2 separate regions of the Mus musculus genome follow, and region 2 is linked to region 1. Evidence: chromatin loops called from intact Hi-C (ENCODE). Cell type or tissue: heart. All regions are shown on one strand. Each heading gives the region's core, and the rest is flanking DNA. Links, peaks and the distances in the headings are about the cores only. Region 1 overlaps 4930524C18Rik (RIKEN cDNA 4930524C18 gene). Region 2 has its middle 33 kb from the start of 1700100I10Rik.

The links. A loop is a pair of places that touch in the nucleus more often than their neighbours do. Peaks named below come from ENCODE experiments on the same cell type or tissue, not always from the same donor. Only the 100,000 strongest peaks of a DNase experiment are listed, where the experiment ranks them.
Region 2: it touches region 1 in a loop (13-fold over the local background); 12 of 42 quality-filtered maps call a loop at or near these places.

Annotation. Positions count from the first base shown.
Region 1 is chr14:114,851,365-114,860,918 of GRCm38, reverse strand. 4930524C18Rik (RIKEN cDNA 4930524C18 gene) reads right to left here. Exons shown (of 6, transcript NR_045661.1): 4 at 5,291-5,883; 5 at 3,297-3,467; 6 at 1-124. Among named protein-coding and RNA genes, the nearest start is that of Gm31003, 9.1 kb to the left of the region's middle. In heart, for the core only: a CTCF peak has its summit at 6,128 (motif pointing left); no DNase peak of the experiment used is centred there; H3K27ac peaks cover 128 bases.
Region 2 is chr14:114,908,136-114,917,689 of GRCm38, reverse strand. No RefSeq gene overlaps it. Among named protein-coding and RNA genes, the nearest start is that of 1700100I10Rik, 33 kb to the left of the region's middle. In heart, for the core only: a CTCF peak has its summit at 4,270 (motif pointing right); no DNase peak of the experiment used is centred there; H3K27ac peaks cover 332 bases.

The sequences.
Region 1 (9,554 bases), core at 4,688-7,187:
CAGGTGGGGTACACGCCAATAATTGCAGTCCGTGGAAGGTAGAAGCCGGAAGATCTAAGAGTTCAAGATAAGCTTCCAGTACATAGTGAGTTTGTGGTCAGTCATCCTTAATTACAGAAGAACCCTATTGGGGGAAAAGATTTGAAAAAAATAATTAAGAAAAAGGTAAGAAGCTTTATTTTTGTGAAAAATTTCATTGTGTTTTATTACTTGATTCACTTTGCATTCAGATTGCAGCCCAACTTCCCTTCTCTCCTCCCAGTTCCACCCTCATAACCCTTGTTCTATCTCCTCTCCTTCTCCTCTGAGAATGGAAAGGCCCCTGTGGGTACCAATAGACCCTGACACACCAAGTCACAGTAAGGCTAGGTTCATCCTTTGACACTGAGGCCAGGTAAGGCAGCCCAGCTAGAAGAAATGGATCCAAAGGGAAGCAGCAGAGTCAGAGACAGACTCTGCTCCCAGTATTATGGGACCTACACGGAGACCAAGCTGCACATTGGCTACATAAATGTAGGGGGCCTAGGTCTATTCCATGCATGCTCTTTGTTTAGTGGTTCAGTCTCTTTGAGCCCTTATGGACCCAGGTTAGTTGGCTCTGTAAGTCTTATTGTGGTGTTCTTGGCCCCTCTTGCTCCCTTTATCTTTCTTCCTACACTTCCACAAGACTCCATGACCTCTGCCTGATGTTTCGCTGTGGGTCTCTGCATCTGTTTCTATCAGCTACTGGATGAAGCCTCTCAGAAGGCAGGTATGCTAGACTCCTGTTTGCAAGTATAGCAGAATATCATTAATTGTGTCAGGGGTTGGTTTTTTCTCATAGGATGAGTCTCATGTTGGGCCAGGCATTGGTTGGCCATTACATCAATCTCTGCTCTATCTATTCCTTCACGTAGCTAGTAGGCAGGACAAACTTTATGTTAAAAGTTTTATGGTTGGGTTGGTGTCCCTCTCACTCTACTTAGAAGTCCCACTTGGCTACAGAAGGTGTCTACTTCAGTCTCCAAATGTCTGGTTCCTGGGAGTATCAGCTAGGGGCACCCTCATAGACTCCTCATAGGAGCCACCCCTGTTCTAGGTCTGTGGATCCTCCTACAGATACAATTTCCAATCCCTTTCTCCACCTTCTCCTGGCCCACTTCCCCACACCTATCCTCACCCCAGTTCTTTTCTCCACCCCTCTTCTCCCCTGTTCCCTCCCCCATCCACCTCCAATATCTATTTTATCTATTTCCCCTTTCAAGTGAGATTCAAGCATCAAAACAACTCTGTGATTCCATCTTATATCTGTCACAATGGCTAAGATCAAAAATTCAAGTGAGAGCACATGCTGGGAGGACATGGAGCACGGGGAGCACTTCTTCATTCATTGCAGGGGGATGTGGAGCACGGGAGCACTTTCTCATTGCAGGTGGGAGTGCAAACTTGTACAACCACTTTTGAATATATAAACATCTTCATGCTCTCTGGGTAACAAGTAACCAGGCAGATATTACTTAAGCGGACAAGCTTTCGATTATTATGATTCAAAAGAGTCTAGCTATGCTCATCCTGCTGAAAAGGTACTTACTTTAGTCTCTGCTGTAATCCTGGTATGTATGTGTGTATGTAAGACGTATGAATGTATGCATATGTAAGATGTATTATTGTGAGGAAGGGTCTTACTCAGTAGATTTGGCTGAGGTAAACTCTTTTTTTTTTCCTATTTTATTTTATTTTTATTAATCATTCCATTCGTTTACATCTCAAATGATATCCCACTTCCTGGTTACCCCTACACCAACTCTCCTTCCCACATCTGCCCTACTTCCCCCCCTTTGCCTGTATGAGGGTGCTCCTCCACCCACCCACCCTCTCCCACCCCACCGCTCCAGCATCCCCCGATGCTGGGGGATCAAACCTCCCGGGGACCAAGGGCCTTCCCTCCCTTGCTGTCAGACAAGACCATTCTCTGCTACACATGTATCTGGAGCTATGGATCTCTCCAGGTACACTCCTTCATTGGTGGTCTAGTCTCTGGGAGCACTGCGTGGTCAGGCCAGCCTGTGTTGTTCTTTGAGGTAAACTCTTAGTCCTCCTTCCTCAGCAACCCCAGACTCTACACTTTGGTTAATCTCTCCTCTCCTCTCCTCTCCTCTCCCCTCCCCTCCCCTCCCCTCCTCTCCTCTCCTCTCCTCTCCTCTCCTCTCCTCTCCTCTCCTCTCCTCTCCTCTCCTCTCCTCTCCCCTCCTTTCCTCTCCTCTCCTCTCCTCTCCTCTCCTCTCCTCTCCTCTCCTCTCCTCTCCTCTCCTCTCCTCTCCTCTCCTCTCCTCTCCTCCCCCTCTCATTACTTCCTCTCCACTCCTTCCTCCTCCTTCCTTTTCCCTCTCTCTCCTCCCTTCTCTTCCATCCCTCCCCCTCCCCTTCCTTCCCCCCCTTCCTCTTCCCCACCCCTCCCCTCCCCTCTCTGTCTCTCTAGACCTAGACATTTAATAATGTGTTTCTTTTTAATCCTATCATTTGTCTAAAAAAATAGTTTTATTGTATGTTATGTATTATGTATGTGTCTGCCTGTCTTTGTGTCTGTCTGTCTGAGGCCTTACTTGTGCCAAGTGTCAGTTTTCATTTTTTTCTTTTCAGTGTGAGATCTGAGGACTGATAGCAGATGACAGAGGTCTAAATTGTGTTTTAAGAAGATAAGCTCCTTTTTAAGAAGAGGAGGCCATGAGGTTGGTATGGGACTGTAGGGAAAATGGAACTGGGGAGGGGGGAGTGAATTTGATCTAAATACATAGGACATGCATATGAAATCACCAAAGAGGAAGTCAACTTAATAAAAGAAGGTGAGCACTTAAAATTCAATTGCTTGTCACCAACCAGCAGCGGGTGCTAAGGAGACAAGACTAAATGAGACTTAGGACTTAGAATTAAATCTGATTCATTCCTGGGGACTCAGGGTTTCCAGCTTGTTTACTGCTGGAGTTGGCTGCCTCCCCTGTCTGGAAGGGAGCTGGCCCAGCACTCTGCTTTACTTCAGTGTTTGCACAGATTCACCTTTGACTCACCGCTGATAAGATCACTGCATTTCCGTGGAGACAATCAGCCCAGCCCCTGGTTTGATGGAGGGCTGGTGGGCTCGCAGCTGGGACACATTGATTGCTGCTTGCGGGGGCGGGGGGGGGGTAATGGCAGGGGTGTAAAGTGTTGAAAGTGCGATTAAAAAGAAAAAAAAAACTTCCAACTTTCCTACCTCTTGCTACAACACATTTTAAATCGAAGAAAGTAAAATGTTTTGACACATGTGGTCAAGTGCTTACCCTGCAGTGCCGAGACTCCCTGCAATCTACTGGATGGACCTTAAAAGACCAAAGCCTGAAAGGTCCCCCTGAATGATTTCTCTTTTCTGTTGTTTAAAAGTTTCCTTTTTCTGGGCTTGAGAATCAGCAAACAAAATACTTCAAACATTTACGTGACTTCTGCTGGGGTTCCTTTTGTTGTAGGTAGTAAAAAAGAAAAAAAAAAAATCGAGGGAAACAGAGAGGGTCATGATTTGCCAAAGGTTAAAGATCACAATGAGTGACTGACTCCAGAGGCCACGAGGTCAAAGGTGCAACTGGAATCCCATAACCTCTGCTTCACATTTTACATTAGAGGGGCCAGCAGTGCTTTCTAACTTCTGTGAAAGAACCCTTCTACACATGTTCACAGTTGGCCTTGAAAAATTACTTGAAAACGATTCTGCCCAAGACAATCTTTCCCCTTGAAACCAAGTGGCAGGAAACAGACTTTTATAGAAACTGAACGGGTCCTCAGCCGTTTATTTGTATTTGATGCTGGAAGAGGAGGAAGTACCAGAGATTAATATGTGTTTTTAAATGGAAAAAATAAAAATCATTTTTTTAGATCAAAATCTGGACTGAGAAAGAACATTTATCCCCCCCCCCCCCACCCCCCATTTCAGTCTCCTGTGCATTTCTGGACTTGCCTAAAATTCTGGTTCTGCGTTTTGGAGAACCACAAAGAGCAAGGCCTCCGGCACCACTGGTGGGTCCCGTTTGGGACACATCTTCATGCTGAGACTTTACAGAAATCATTCTAGTGCACTGCGTTCCCCTTTTATCTGATTTAAGACAACAGAGACCTTGACGATGTGAGGGCCACTGTTTAGGTCAGATTTTCTGTGGCAACCTTATGACGGTTGGAGGCTGGAGATGGCACAGCTACAGCACGTGGGGCTGAGGCAAAGGACAGAGCCTCGCCTTTCAGCTCCATTGCTTTCTAACCCCTCATGAGCACTTAATTCCTCCCGGAGAAGGAACCGGTCATGGCGTAGGATCCTGTGGCCCGTGAAGGGTAATTGGATAACATCTTTTGAAAGATTTACAAGGCTGCCAAAGATTTGGCCAGCTTTAAACCTGATTGATTCAGTGTGAAAAGATCGGGACAATTCCGACCTAAAAGTTTAAAGACAAACCTTCCCGTGAAAGCATAATTTAGGACCCGCAATAAATTTGTATTGAAAACAGCACATAGACGCACCCAGTACATTGTAAGTTAGCATGATGTTAAAGGACTTTGCTCTCTATCTTAAATCCTCTAAAGAATCAAGCTTGTCCCTCAGATACCTCAATAATGACGTATTTCAGTTCTTACAATTTATTTTTCCTCCAAGATTTCCTTAAAGAAAGACACAACTAGCCAACTGCTTTATTTTCCTACCCAGGTTTACATCCTGCTAATGCAGACATTCACGGAATTTATACAGGTTTCATTTCATTAGGTAAAAGGCAGACCAAGTTTTTCCTTAGCCAGTGAAAGTGGGTCAAATAAATTTGTCCCACATTTTAATTTTTCAAAGTACTTATTCTCATCATATATTAATTTCCATCTTGACAAAATATATCTACTTCTCATTAGTACGATATTTTTGTGGATAGGCTCCACTGCTTTTGATGACTCACACAAATTAATGATTAAACATCTTCCAGCTAATTACTCCGGGCCATTAATTATTTATCTGGATCTATAAGCCTGTCATTCTATTAACCTCCATTTCCTGTTGCCTGTTTGAAAAGTGGCAGGTTCGAAGAAAGGGAAACACAAAAAATTCCAAATAAATACAAGTAAGGAGAGTACACATGTCTTTTCTCTTTCCTTCATTATTGAGGAAATTGGAACTATGGTATTTAAACACAGGTTTATTTGTGTTTAAACAATGGTCCTTTTGTGACACGCTGATTGACTGCTTTCCTCCTCAGATTTCCTCAGGTTGGAAGGATTTAGCGGGAGGACCCGTCCATTTGCCTCTTACCTGCAGTTGGAGGGAGGCCTCTGGAAGCTTTGTTCTGTCTCAGACATTTAACAAAGGAATCTTGATTGATGGACGCTTGTGTCGCTAGACATTTACCAGGGCCCAGGGATGATTTTCTGGGTAGATTTATTAGAACACCAATTTTCCAACAAATTGTGAACTTGCATTCTTCCCGTTGTCAAAGACAAAGAACAGTGACGTTAAGAAAAGAGTAGTTAAATTATGAATTAAGACATATTCAGAGGAAGGTCTTCTGTAGGAAAAACAGGGAAAACAAAGGTTTGGGGAAGGAAGGAGGGCAACGCTGTAGACGCTCACATTACTTTGCTGAGGAATTAGGCAATCATTTGGTTCAAGCTTCCCCGTTCCACATTCTAACCAGAGTTAAGTGTTAAGGAGGTAATTTAATCACTCGCCTGAGAAGCCTCCCTGTTTTGTGAATTAGAAGAGTGTCCCCCTTTTATTGGAGTCATCGGGGTCAAATAAATTCAGATGTATCAACTTGCAGGTGGTGGTCAGTGTTCTCTACAGAATTCCCTGCTCCTTAAGAGTTCTCAAAGCTTTTCCTTACAACATTGCATGCACTTCGTAAGCTGGAAATTGTTAAAGAAAGGAAAAATATCCCAGAAAAATCAGCGATCAGCAGCTGACAAGAATATATGTGTTTATATCTATATACATACATCTATGCATATATGCACAGACACATATATGCACATATGTGTATACATATATGTGTGTGTGTATACATATATACACATATATGCATATGTATCCTACAATAAGAACAATGACGCTTTTAGGAATGCTGATTTTTGGTTCTAGTGCCATCTAGTGGTAAGGTATCGGAAGACCGTGTGCAAGAGGCCTGACAGGTCATTACTGCCTAATGACTGATATTCTTCGAAATTTTGGTGTTATAAAAAATAATAAAACAAAAACGCTAAAAAAACCCCCAAATCCCCAAACCCTATCAATTTTCTTAGAGAAAACAGTATTGGAAACCCCATTAGTGAAAGGCTTAAGAGCAAAACCTGTTTGTTGAATTGTGTTCACATTCCACATACTCTGTCAACCTCCCTTTACAGTATGGCTTGAAACACTTCTTTCCCACGAGCTTTTTTCTCAGCAGCTGGGTCGATCAGCCCCTCAACATTGCTCACCCTCTTTGCTCATGTTATCTGCCTGCCCAGAGTGGATACTGTCACTGATTTGGACATTTCTAGGGGGGCTGCATTCAACTGGATCCAAGGTGGCTTACTGTATTTTCAGAATCAGAAAGTGCTGTTACCCATCAAACCCACACTTGCAGCCACATACCTCAGTGCTAAATGCAAGTGGAGGTTCAGCACCCAGACTTCGATGCATGGTGATCTGGACTCAAACTCTGACTTTTCAACTTCCTAACTAGGTCCCCTTCGCACATGCATTCTCTGCCTCCATTTCCATGAATCAGATTATATGTGTGAAGGAACTTACAAGGGTGCGTAACTCCTGCTTTGCAGGCATTTGCTTTCTTAGCATTGGAGGTCACTGTCACAGAGTGATGGTTGCCAGTAATGGTAACGCTTGAAAAAAGTGTATTGAACGATATGCCTAACTGGATACATATGGGTAACATGCCATGGGATGCTAGAAAGTGTTCCACACTATGTGCAGTTACATGCCATATACGGGTATATTCTCTGTCTACATGGCTGTAATAATATTCTGACTGAGGCTGATACTTCATGAGGTGCAACAGTCTAGGTGACTTTGGATAACTTGCCACTACCTAAACACGTAACTGCAATAATCCTTTTCAATATAACAACTTTGATTACATATTTAGGGGCTAGGAAAGGGATTCTCAACTCAAAATCTTTAATAATAATAATAATAAAACCAATATGCCTAACTGGGGTGTGTAATTGGGGGAAAGCAAACCCTGGAGATTATGCAGTGGAGCCAAAGGAGGAGAATGTGAAGTAAAAGATGGAACCAAGAAAGAGTAGCATGCTGGAAACAAAAGAGGCAAACCAAAGGGGTTTCTGGACTACAGAGAGCACACACTCCTCTTGTAATGTTTCTGATACACGTTGTCACAAATGTAAAAAGAAAGCAAATTCACTTTTAATCCTTTATTGTATCTGCTATAATTACCATGGCTCTGACTGGCTCGAAACTGAGGTGTTAACAAGGCCCTACCGACTCCTCCCTTCTCAGATTCACGAGCTGCCTGAAGTCTTGGCTTTAGGCCCTTCCTCTGCCAAGGTGCCTGGATCACTTCTCACACCAGCAGTGATCACTTCCGGTACAGCCTCAGCCAGATCTTTTCCTTGCTTCCTTTTCAATTCATAAGAATCACGGACCCAATTGAACATTACAAGACACATCCCTAATTTAAAGTTAATGAATCAGAAATACTCATTCCATATTTGACCTTAATGACTTTTTTTTTTTAAATTGAATCTATGAATGCCTCTCATGATGTAATGATGAGTTTTAAACGTTCCCAGTAAAGGACTCTAGTTTCTATCAGTTTTACACATGTGCCATCTGGACCTTCAAAGTGTGGTTCTCAGTCTCCTTCGGGAGCATGTGAGAAACGTGCAAATGGGTTCCTCTACATAGACCGGTGGCAATAGAATCTCCAAGTGCCTGGGCTGTGAGTGGGAGTTTGAGAGGCTCTAAGAGTGAGTTGGACTCTGCTCTGGTAGATAGCATTGTGAGGATGCCTCACATTTAAAAATGGTGAGGCAATTTAAAATTCACTACAGGAAAATTACCTAAGGGTCATCTAAACACAGCAGTCTCTGGAAACGCAAGCTGGGGTTCAGGAAGCAGTGCGCTGATGTCTACAGGTGACCACAGATGTGTGCTGAATTAGGGGACTTCTTAATTCCCTCCCCTTATTGCTACGATCTTTTGTTTGGTTTTGATTCTTAACCCAGCATGTCATATAGCCCGACTGGACTCAAGATGGCTGATGCAGACCTCTGCTTCTTAGATCTTCTGGCTTCCCCTCCCACGAACCTGGATTAAGGGCATGCAGGGCCATGTCCAGCTGAAGCTACACCCTTGCATGGCCTGACTATGTTCCTAGCTCTTCCTTCCTTCCTGTCCGTCCCTGGAAACTTCATAATTATTTTTTCAGCCACTGACGTCAAGACTTTGTCTTCTTTTTTTTTTTTTTACCCCACTCTTGTCAATGGACATTTATTGAGCACTTGCCTCTCTCCCACTTTAGATAATTGACTATCACCAGAAAGTCCTTTAGGCTCCTAAAACAATTCCTTTGTCACTAACAACTAAGAAACAACCCGGTTTTCTTAGGATTTTAGCTGATTGTGGAGAGTAATAGATATCTTCATATCGCAGTCCTTAAACTGTGCATAGACATCCACCCAGGCCCAGGATAAAACGTTAGCTTATGTGTAAGCAAAAGTAACTGTGAGATGTGAGAAATCAGAAGCTGTGTTAAGATCTTGTGGGGGCCCAAAGAATATAGCCACACACTTACCAGGTCATCAGCAAACTTGGGCTCTTTCAGGCCACCCCCTCACCCCTTCCCTCAAAAAGCCCCCCGAAACAAAACCAAAAACAAACAAACAAAAATGTGCCAGAAGTTATAAAGCAAACAATCCTTTGCTCCAAGTGGCTAATTGCTAGGTATTATACCTTGGTGAAATATGGTTATATTTCCCCAACCTTGGGTAGTAATTATTCAACCATATTTTTCTTAATCTATCACTAAACAGAAATTGTATTAGTACATTGCAGGGCCTATAATTTTCATATTTTCACAATACCTGTACTTCATGATGCATTTATAGGGAAGTGGTTATCATAAATCTATTTCGTATGCTTATGAGTGAGTCTTTCATGATGTAATATTTGAGATATATACTATAAGGATATAATATGATATGCCAGTGGACTCTGAAATGAAGAGGCCACACAATTCTCTAACTGACTTGGTGATTTGTTTCTAGATACATGCGGGGGGGGGGCATCTTTATCCATAAAATCCCATTTACTTTTATTGACATCTCCATTGGAAAAACTACGAGAGCTGACACTTCATACTTTATTTGCTAGGTAATTGATTCAACCATTCAAGGAAGGTCTTGTAAAATGTAAAAGTTGTTGAGAGCTGATGGTTTTTGTTATCTAAGACCTAGGAGTGCTTATGTCTACAACTGTCTTGCTATGACAATTACATCTGAATTGTTATCAGATGTCTCAAGTGCATTACTGGTATCTTGTAACCTAAGGATCATAA
Region 2 (9,554 bases), core at 2,728-5,227, 59 kb before region 1:
GAGAACAAAAATTAACAAATCTTTCTTAAAAATGCAAGACTGAGAAGCAGGTGGGCATTTCTGTGGCTAGCAACTGATTGTCAACGGGGAGGCCAGTAGAACACAGAAATAGTACAGTGAGAGCTAACGACCACTATGCAAAATGGTCAGCCTTAACTATTGAGTGAGTACTTCTTTTCCTTAGGATATACTCAGAATTACAAGAGGCAATTGTGCTAAGCCATAAACAGTTACACCAAACCCCAAAGCCCGTTTCAGCTCAAGCTTTGGGATTCTGAGCAACAGGCCTTTCCAGCTTACCTAGATGTCAGCTTCCGTCTTTGCCAAGTATTGCTCTTTCTAGAATCTGATGGACAAGGGAATTCACAAATCAGAACAATCCCCACATCGCCCCCGTTCTGTGTGCTTCCACATTACTTTTTAAAGTATTTAATGAAATTTATTGAAGTGAACCTCTTCATGAGATCAATAGATTTTTCCTGTCCTCGTTTTAATTGACCTTTATAGATTACATGTGTGACAGTTTGGGGGAATGCAATACTGTTTTCCCTACTCTGAGTGTGTATTTTCACTAATCTAATCACACAGCACAGAGAGCTATAGAACCTAAAACCACTAGCTTGCATCTTCTTTCTTTTTTATCCTCCTCCCATTAAGCTTGTGATAAAAGGCCCACTTGAGGGTTGTGTGCAGTGCCTAAAGTGAATGCTTTAAACTTAATGATACAATCAAAATCATTTTTCCCTGGTAACTACTATTGTGCTCATTTAAACAGATTCCAGTACAGTTGTTTTATTCCTTTTACATTATACTTCCTGTATAGATACAAGTGAGAGGGTTTAGTTCACACGTAACAAGTATCCTGCTAATACAGTATTTTAGTTTACCCGTTGTTGCTTATTTCTGTTAGGATGAATGCCTGCCCAGTTCCCAGCCTTAATTCATAGACATTATTCTAATAACATTAGTTCTGCATCTTAAGAATTCCACATGGAGTTGCTGAAAATACTTAGAAGTACTTCATACCAGACGATTAAATCTTCAAGAATTTTGGTCTTGCAACTAGGAAGCTAAATTGCTCCTCACAACATTGTCTTAATTAATGTCAGGTCAAGTGATTGCAGTTGCTTTGTGCTCAACTGGAAACATCCTAGTGAGTTATCTGGGCTGTGCCAACCCGAAATTGATTTGAACACTGAATGGACTCAAGCTACTTTCCATTCTGAGAATAGCTACTTGGTTACGAATTTGGCAGTAGATTTTAAAATCAGATTTCAGGAACATGGTGAAAAAATAATTCCTTTTTTTAAAAAAAGTGCCTTGAAATTTCCTAGTTACTATCTTGTCCTGTTTATTTCTCTTTCTTTCTTTCTTTCTTTCTTTCTTTCTTTCTTTCTTTCTTTCTTTCTTTCTTTCTTTCTTTCTTTCTTTCTTTCTCTCTCTCTCTCTCTCTCTCTCTCTCTCTCTCTCTCTCTCTTTCTTTCTTTCTTTCGTTTTTAGATACTGGTACAAATACTGTAGGATGGAATTAGCTTTTATTTTGACTCAGATCTGCTGCTAAGTTGTTTTTGCACCTTAATGAATTGTAACCAAGACTTTTGTAAGTCTTACAGGATATCGAGGGACCCAAACCAAGGGCAAAGAGGAAGGCAGGTAAATAAACACTGGCCACCTCACCTCCTGTCACCCACCTGGAACTCCTTTGTTCTGACCCTGAACCCCCTTCTTGTGCACTACACAAATGGTCCTTCAGGATGCTGCAGGGACTCTGGGAGGGGCCACATGAAAAGTCTCGCTTCGAGGAAGATGAGAAATGCAATGAGTTTTACCATGAGTTGAGATCTGCTAGTTATAAAATACATGTTACTTCTGTGTCATTGCATATAAGATTTGCTTAACTGTGTTGAACACAATGAAGATATCATTCCTTTTTTAATTTTCAATTTTTTTAATAGATAATTTCTTTATTTACATTTCAAATGTTATTCCCTTTCCTAGTTTCCCTCCGAAAATCCCCTATCCCCTCCCCCCTCCCCTTGCTCCTCAACCCACCCACTCCCATTCCTGGTCCTGGCATTCCCCTATACTGAGGCATAGAGCCTTCACAGGACCAAGGGCCTCTCCTCCCATTGATGTCCAACTAGGCCATCCTCTGCTACATATGCAGCTAGAGCCTCAAGTTCCACCATGTGTTTTGTTGTTGTTATAGTTCCAAGGAGCTCTGGGGGTACTGGTTAGTTCATATTGATGTTCCTTCTATGGGGCTTCAATCCCCTTCAGCTCCCTGGGTATTTCTCTGGCTCCTTCATTGGGGACCTTGTACTCTGTCCAATGGATGACTGTGAGCATCCACATCTGTAGTTGCCAGGCACTCACAGAGCCTTGCAGGAGACAGCTATATCAGGCTCCTGAAGATATAATTCTTAAAGTGACAATAGTACCACAAGAATTCAAACATCCAAATCCCTTCGACTTTTAAATTCAAAACTTTGTGGGTGCCAGTATGAGGGCATCAAGCAGAAAATTTTGCCATGAAACTTTGTTTTATACATGAAATAATTTTAAAATATGATATAAAATTGTCTTTGTGATCCATTGATTATCTATCTCTAAATATATATATCATATATATGCACCAATTATATATATACACATATATATCACATATATCATTGGAATACATATCACACATATATACATATACATGTAAACACACCCACACACACATACATATATATATAAATATATGTACATATGTACATATGTAATATATACATATACACACATACACACATGCACACATGCACACATACACACATACACATATACACATATATGTGTATCTATATATGTATAAGATTGTTTTAGATTTGGGTCGTACCCCAAGATATGTTTATCCAAATAATCTGAGATTTTAAAAATATGAATTCTAAAATACTCTTGGTGTCATATATTTTGGATAAAAGGCACTTATTCTGTAAAAAACACAGCTTATGAGGATATAAATGTATGTATATTAATATATACATATATATTTAAATGTTTGTCTTAACAATAATTAAAAGTAAGATCTTAAAATTTGAATATTATGAAATGCTATAGTATTCACATATTTATAGTATTTAAAATGTGAATAACATGCAAAATCCACCAGAATATTCTTTGCATGTGTGGGGGATGTATGTATGTATGTATGTATGTATGTATGTATGTATGTGGGATGCATGCACGAGTATGTTTCCCCATGTGTGGATTTGTGTGCATATGTGTGTGGAGGCCAGTGGTTTTTATCAGCTGTCATCCTTAGTTGCTCTCTGCCTTAAAGATTGAAGTAGAATCTCTCACTTGAACTTTCTGCTTGCCAGTTCAGCTAGTCTAGCTAGCCATGGAGGCCTGGGAATGCCTTGTCTCTGTATAGTGAGCCCTGGGATTACAAGCAGGCCACAAAGACCCCTGGGCACTGACGAGGGTTCAAGGGAACTGGGGTTTGGTCCTTCTGATTCTTGGCAAGAACCTAACCCACTGAGGCATTTCCTCAGTTTGGAAGGAATAGTCCTTTTATCTTTAGCTCTCTACTTTAGACATACAAATTTGAATGTTTCCTTTCCATCTTTCCATTTGAGCCCAAATTTGTTGTTCCAGAGTCACCCTGTGTTCTCAGACCAGGAAATAAACTTCATTTGAGTAGTGAGTATTGAGAAGTCATCTGGAGTGATAAAACTCCATTAACAATGTGTGTGGATACAAACACAGACCTAGCTTTCTCCGCTCATCAGGCACCTGCCCATGTTTGTTTTTACATTGGTGAGTCCATTGTTGTTTGAGTTTTGTTTTTATGTATTTCAAAAGCCATGGGAAGACACACTTTATCAATACACTCTTCAAAAAGAAGCAAGGACTGAAAAAAAACCCACTAAGTTACATGAAAAGGGTTTTAGAAAACAGAATCAAAATCGATTTTGCCAATTAGGTTTTGTTATAATTACTTAATGATGTTTGTCTTATACGTAGTGAAATGTTGTAATGACATTGATTTTTATGATTTGCCACAGCTCCTTATTCTACAATCGGCACTCCCTGAAGCTGGACCGTGATGTTAAAGCACAGGTCTGTCTCCCATTGTTTCTAAAGCTTGCTTCCAAAGAGCTCATGAAGTCACAGGATCTCTGGGGGTGGTGTGGTGTGCGCTTCCATGTCTGTCAGCAATGCTGGAGACTGCAACAGGACACACTCAAAGCCTGAACCAAGGCTAGATTTCCCCACTGGGCATTAGATGGCAGTGTTCATCAACACATTCGAAGCTGGCTCGTGTTTAGAAAATGAGAAGACTTCTAAAAGCACTCATAATTCTCCTATGAATATTTCATGACATAGTTAGTTGTCCTGCATTTTCTGTTTCTTCCCAGAGAAAGCAGATAACATGGTGAAATTCCAATCTATGATATGTATCATGTGCTCATTGTCATTTTAGAGAAAAAGCTTTAAGAAAAATTATTTTCAGTCAGTTATTGATAATGTATCTATACTATTTCTGTGGTACATTTTAGATTTTCTTTTCTTGTGGCTATAAGCATATATATGTCAAAAGTTACTATTTAAAAGCTAAGCTAGAGAGTGGCCAATATTAAGAGGCATTTATCATGGCGATTTAAGTACAGGTTGATAGTCCATTGGAACTGGAGTAGTGCACTGAAAAATCTGTCACTCATAGAGTATGCCCAGGGGAGACCTACTCCATGTTTCTTCACCTACAAAGTTGCCACCATCATAATTCCTCTCTTTTGATGTTACTTCCATAAGTTAAATGAGGTATTCTATGCAAAATGCTCAGAACAGTGGCTGACACTTTATGAGTGTCCCTATTTAAGGTAGAAAGGGTAGAAAGAGTAGAGAGGGTAACATGGAGTACTGTAATACCATTCCTCAGGGTGCTTCTACTTCCCAGCACGAATGTCAGGAGGCAGCTTCACAAATGTGAGGGCGCCAGGCAGCCATCACCATTGCCAGGAGGGCTGATTTTGTGCAGAGCTAAACCTTGCTTTGCAACTTACTTGCAGATACACAATGGGGAATTCATTTCATCAAGGGATCGACTCAGAGGTGACTTTTGCAAACAGAAATACTATGGGATCAGATTCCTTCCACTCCTGCAACTGAATAGAGCTCAGGACACAGATGTGGCAGTACCAAGAGGTGCCAGGCGAGTCCTCTAAGAGAGACAGGAAGCTGAGGAGAGAAGGCGTTTTCCAGGGCGTGAGTAATCCTTGGCTGGCTTACAGAAGAGCACTTTGGAGAAAATTAGGAAGATCATTTACTGCGGTAGACAAAGACTTGGACAGTGAAATGCAAACTTTTAAGACGTTGTGGATAACACTTGAGGACTCTTGGCCCTAACGCCACAGGAATCCAGTCCCTATGGACAATGGTGTAGGAACACAATGAGAGACTCAGAAGATGCTGAGCACAGGACACTGAATGAAGAAGAGAAGACCCGGGCCTCAGATTCTTGTCTTGTCATTGTACATGACTAATAGCTCTCTGTCATCAATCGTTTGTGGGGAAGACATATTTTCATGATATGAGTGATTAAAAAAAACATGACTAAACTGTTAAAGCTGCATGCACACCATGTGCTTTGCTTTATTTCATTTTCAGTTCATTGATCTTCCTATTAAGCTCTTGGAGTGGCTTGAGTAAGAATGCAGTCACATAGGTCCATATATTTAAACGCTCATGGAGTCACACAAATAGAAAAGATTAAAAGGTGTAGCCTTGCTGGAGGAAGTGTGTCACTGAGGGTGGGGTTTGAAATTTCAAAAGCTCAAACTAGTCTCAAGATCTCCTTGCTGCCTAAGATCTGGACGAGCTTTCAGCTGCTTCTTCAGCACACACTTGGCTATGTATCACCATGGTCCTTGCTGTGATGATAACGGACTAAATATCTGAAACTTTCAGCAAGCCCCAATTAAATGCTTTCCTTTATAAGAGTTATTGTGGTCATGGCATCTCTTCACAGCCGAGGAACACTGACTAAGACAGATTGTCGGCATAAAACTGAAAGTAACTTTCAACTACAGATGAATATTTTTGGATTTATTTGATCAGTTAACTAACTTATACATCAAATAATTAAATTAAGAAGCCAAGTGTTAGGTTGGAGAGATGGCTCAGCAGTTAAGAGCACTGACTGTTCTTCCAGAGATCCTGAGTTCAATTCCCAGCAACCACATGGTGGCTCACAACCATCTGTAACAGGATCTGATGCCCTCTTCTGGCGTCTCTGAAGAGAGCAGCAATGTACTCACATACATAAGAAGTTGAGTATCCATGCATAGATGAATGGACTACAAACATTGAATGTCGTTGCTAAGTCAATCCAATTATTTTCTCTGATGTTTTTCTTATTTGTATAATATTTTAAGGAATTCTTGTCAATGAGTTTATAGATTTTTTTTTTAACTGTAAGTGTAAGACTTGAAAGATTTTCCTTGGTGATGTCAGTAAAGATAATGGACTGGGAGGGGGATAATGACTGGACTGTAAAAAAAGAGTAATAATAAAAGAAAAAGAAAAATGATATTGGATCCAAGACAAACAATCAAAGTAAGTCTCCCACAGGATTTCCTTAATCAGACTTACTATCTAATGTTACATGCATGTACATATGTGTGCATATATATGTATATATTAATAGCTATAGTGATAATTGAATATATGTATCTGTACCTTGTACTCTTTTTGCTACATCATCTAATAATTATTAAGTATAAGATAATTTTTGTCATTGAGAAGCTGAGATTTTAGGGGTTCTAAACTTGACTTAATGTCACGTGTCTTTTAATTTCTCAAGAGATAACATGCACTTTGATATTTAAACTTGACCTTCATTGCTTTCATCAAGGTTATCCAGCCACAATATCTAATAGAACAACATGGTATTCTAATGCCTATTAATGGAATCAAATATTTCACTCAAACGTATCCAACTTAACCTTTATAATGAAGAACTATGAACATCCCTTAGAACATTTTAACTTTAAAGGCTAGAAATGAAAGTACCATCCCCAGTCTCCCTGCTGCTCCTTTCTTCTTATAATCCATAACATTTTTCATAAGCTTTCACTAAAGCTGTCAGTGACTCCCACTTTCCCGCCCCGTGTTTGTGGTTGACACTAAAGATGAAAAAAAAAAAAAAAAAAGAAACTCCTCTGCAGAGTGTTTGGACGTGTAGGCTGTGCTGCTGTGTACAAGGCCCATTAGTGTTTACAGTTCTGTCACTAGCCTGCACAGGCTACAAGATTATCAGCTCAGGCAGCATTGTTTTTTGCCTAGGAACCAATGTAGTATGGATATCCTTTCTATGAAGGAAACTCAGAAGGGAATTCTAGTGTCTTTAGTTTGAAAGCCGGGTAATGCATTAGCCTGACACTGTAGGAGAGCCAACCACCCTGTGATTAGCTTGTGCAGGAGAGGGAATCTACTTTCTGAACCTCAGTGTCAAAATATCTATCACAGTTTCCACTAAGCAGTCTAGAAGCTTCGTCTATTTTTTTTTCTAGCTGCCAGTGCCAGTTCAGACCTACTTGCGATTGTTTTGAATATATACACAGTTTGCAAATGTAATATGGGAAAGAGAAATCTTGAGCTAAATACATCACCTATAAGAGTCTTCCAAATATATCCACGCAGATAGACGGACTGAGTTCAAGTTTATCTACGTGGCATAGTGATTTTTGTATTCTTGAAACCTGTTGAGAGGATGAAGATTGTCTTCTGACTACAAAAGTGCCAATTATAATAGGCAATACATTAATAATTTTAGTTATTAATACATAATCAACATATATTTCAGTGGATGATAACTGCATTCGGATTTCTATGCCCATTTACAGTAAGGGGTACTCGAAATCTTTTCATCCTCCCAGTAAGTAGAATAACATTAGTCTAAGGTATTTAGTGAGGCTATGCCTAAGGAAAAGCAGACGCCTTCAGGATGCCATCACAGGGTCCTGAGACGACCTGGTTATAGTTTGTGTCTCTCTTGCTTTATACAGATCCCACATTTACAATATCAAGATACATGTGGAGTCTGAGATTTATTCTAGTTGCAAGCTAATAAGTGAACTTGCTTCAGTGTCACAGGTGATAGAAGACTGAGGTTCCTGGACCTCAGACCAAGGACTTTTGGTGCAGCAGATGCGCTGAGCGCAGTGTTTCAGTTCCTTCTGCTTATCCCCAGGTCCCCAGCTCCTGATAGTGAGCGACCCAGGCAGATACGTTTTATTAGGTATGTTTGTCCTACAGCTCAGGGTCCTGAATCTTCAAAATTCCATTTTATTCAAATGATATACATGCAAACTTCACTGATTTTTTCCCCCTAGAATAAGTTATTATCATTATCCCTTTACTGGGAGTAAAAAACTCCAACCAACCAACCAAACTAATACCTGACCTCTACTCTTAAGGGAGACACCATCTCTGTTGACTTGCAACTCTAGAACAAAAATCAGGGTGAGTTTGCATGTGAGCTGTGCAGTACTGGCCGAGCCAGAGAGAATGTATACTAAACTGTGCATTTTTAAGACGAAATAGCACAGTATTGATAAAAGATTCAGTCCAAATTGGAGAACACAGTAGGAGCTCAATAAATAAACTTTGAGGCATGGAGATACATCATTGCTCTGTAGCCAGAGTGTTTATCAAAGATATGTAGCACTATGAAAACATTTTCAAATTTCGTTCTATGTTTGTAGATGAATTCAAGCAAAGTCAAATCACGTCTTCTCCTGACTTGAGTTCATATGAATTGCTGATACATATCAGGGTCCAGACCTTAGTAAATCCTAAATTAATCTTTACTAAAGTAGCACATAATCTTTCAGATTTCCAGAGGCCAGTCTAATTACCATTATTTGTGACTGATAGAATATTAGTCAATCTCATCACTATCTGTAGTCTTTCTTGTCTTTCCAATGCTCTGTTCTATGTAGCAAAGCACTGACCCCTGTCACCCATATTTCCTTAGCTCCTTTGCCAAACAAATTCCAATTAGGTTTGGCCAATGACAGACAGAAGCAGGAAATAAAAGGGGAGCTGAGAGAAAATGCTAGGAAAAATTTCTGGTCTTTAATACTCTAATTATACATGGATTTCTGAACATTTCTTCAAGAGCCTGGATGCCCTCACTAGCATTTCCAACTACGGCATACTTTCTGAGGCCTTGTTCTATCTCCTGGCATTCACTAAGCCTATTTCTTCTTTTCTTTTTTTCCCCTCAGATCTTTCCCTGCAATGATCTGTGTCATCTCCCAGCTCCATACTTGTACCCTTCGCCCTGTAGAGCTGTGTGGTATGAGTTCAGTTTCTTAGCTGACTACTAACTGATGTGGCCGAGACATCCTTAGGCCAGTCTGTCAACCATTTCCTAGATTGATTGATTGATTGATTGATTGATTGATTGGTTTATATGGTGTTTAGGAGATATTTGGTTGAGCAAAACAGACTGTGGTTCTGGTCATATTCAGCAAAATAGGATGTGTTATATGAATGGTGTG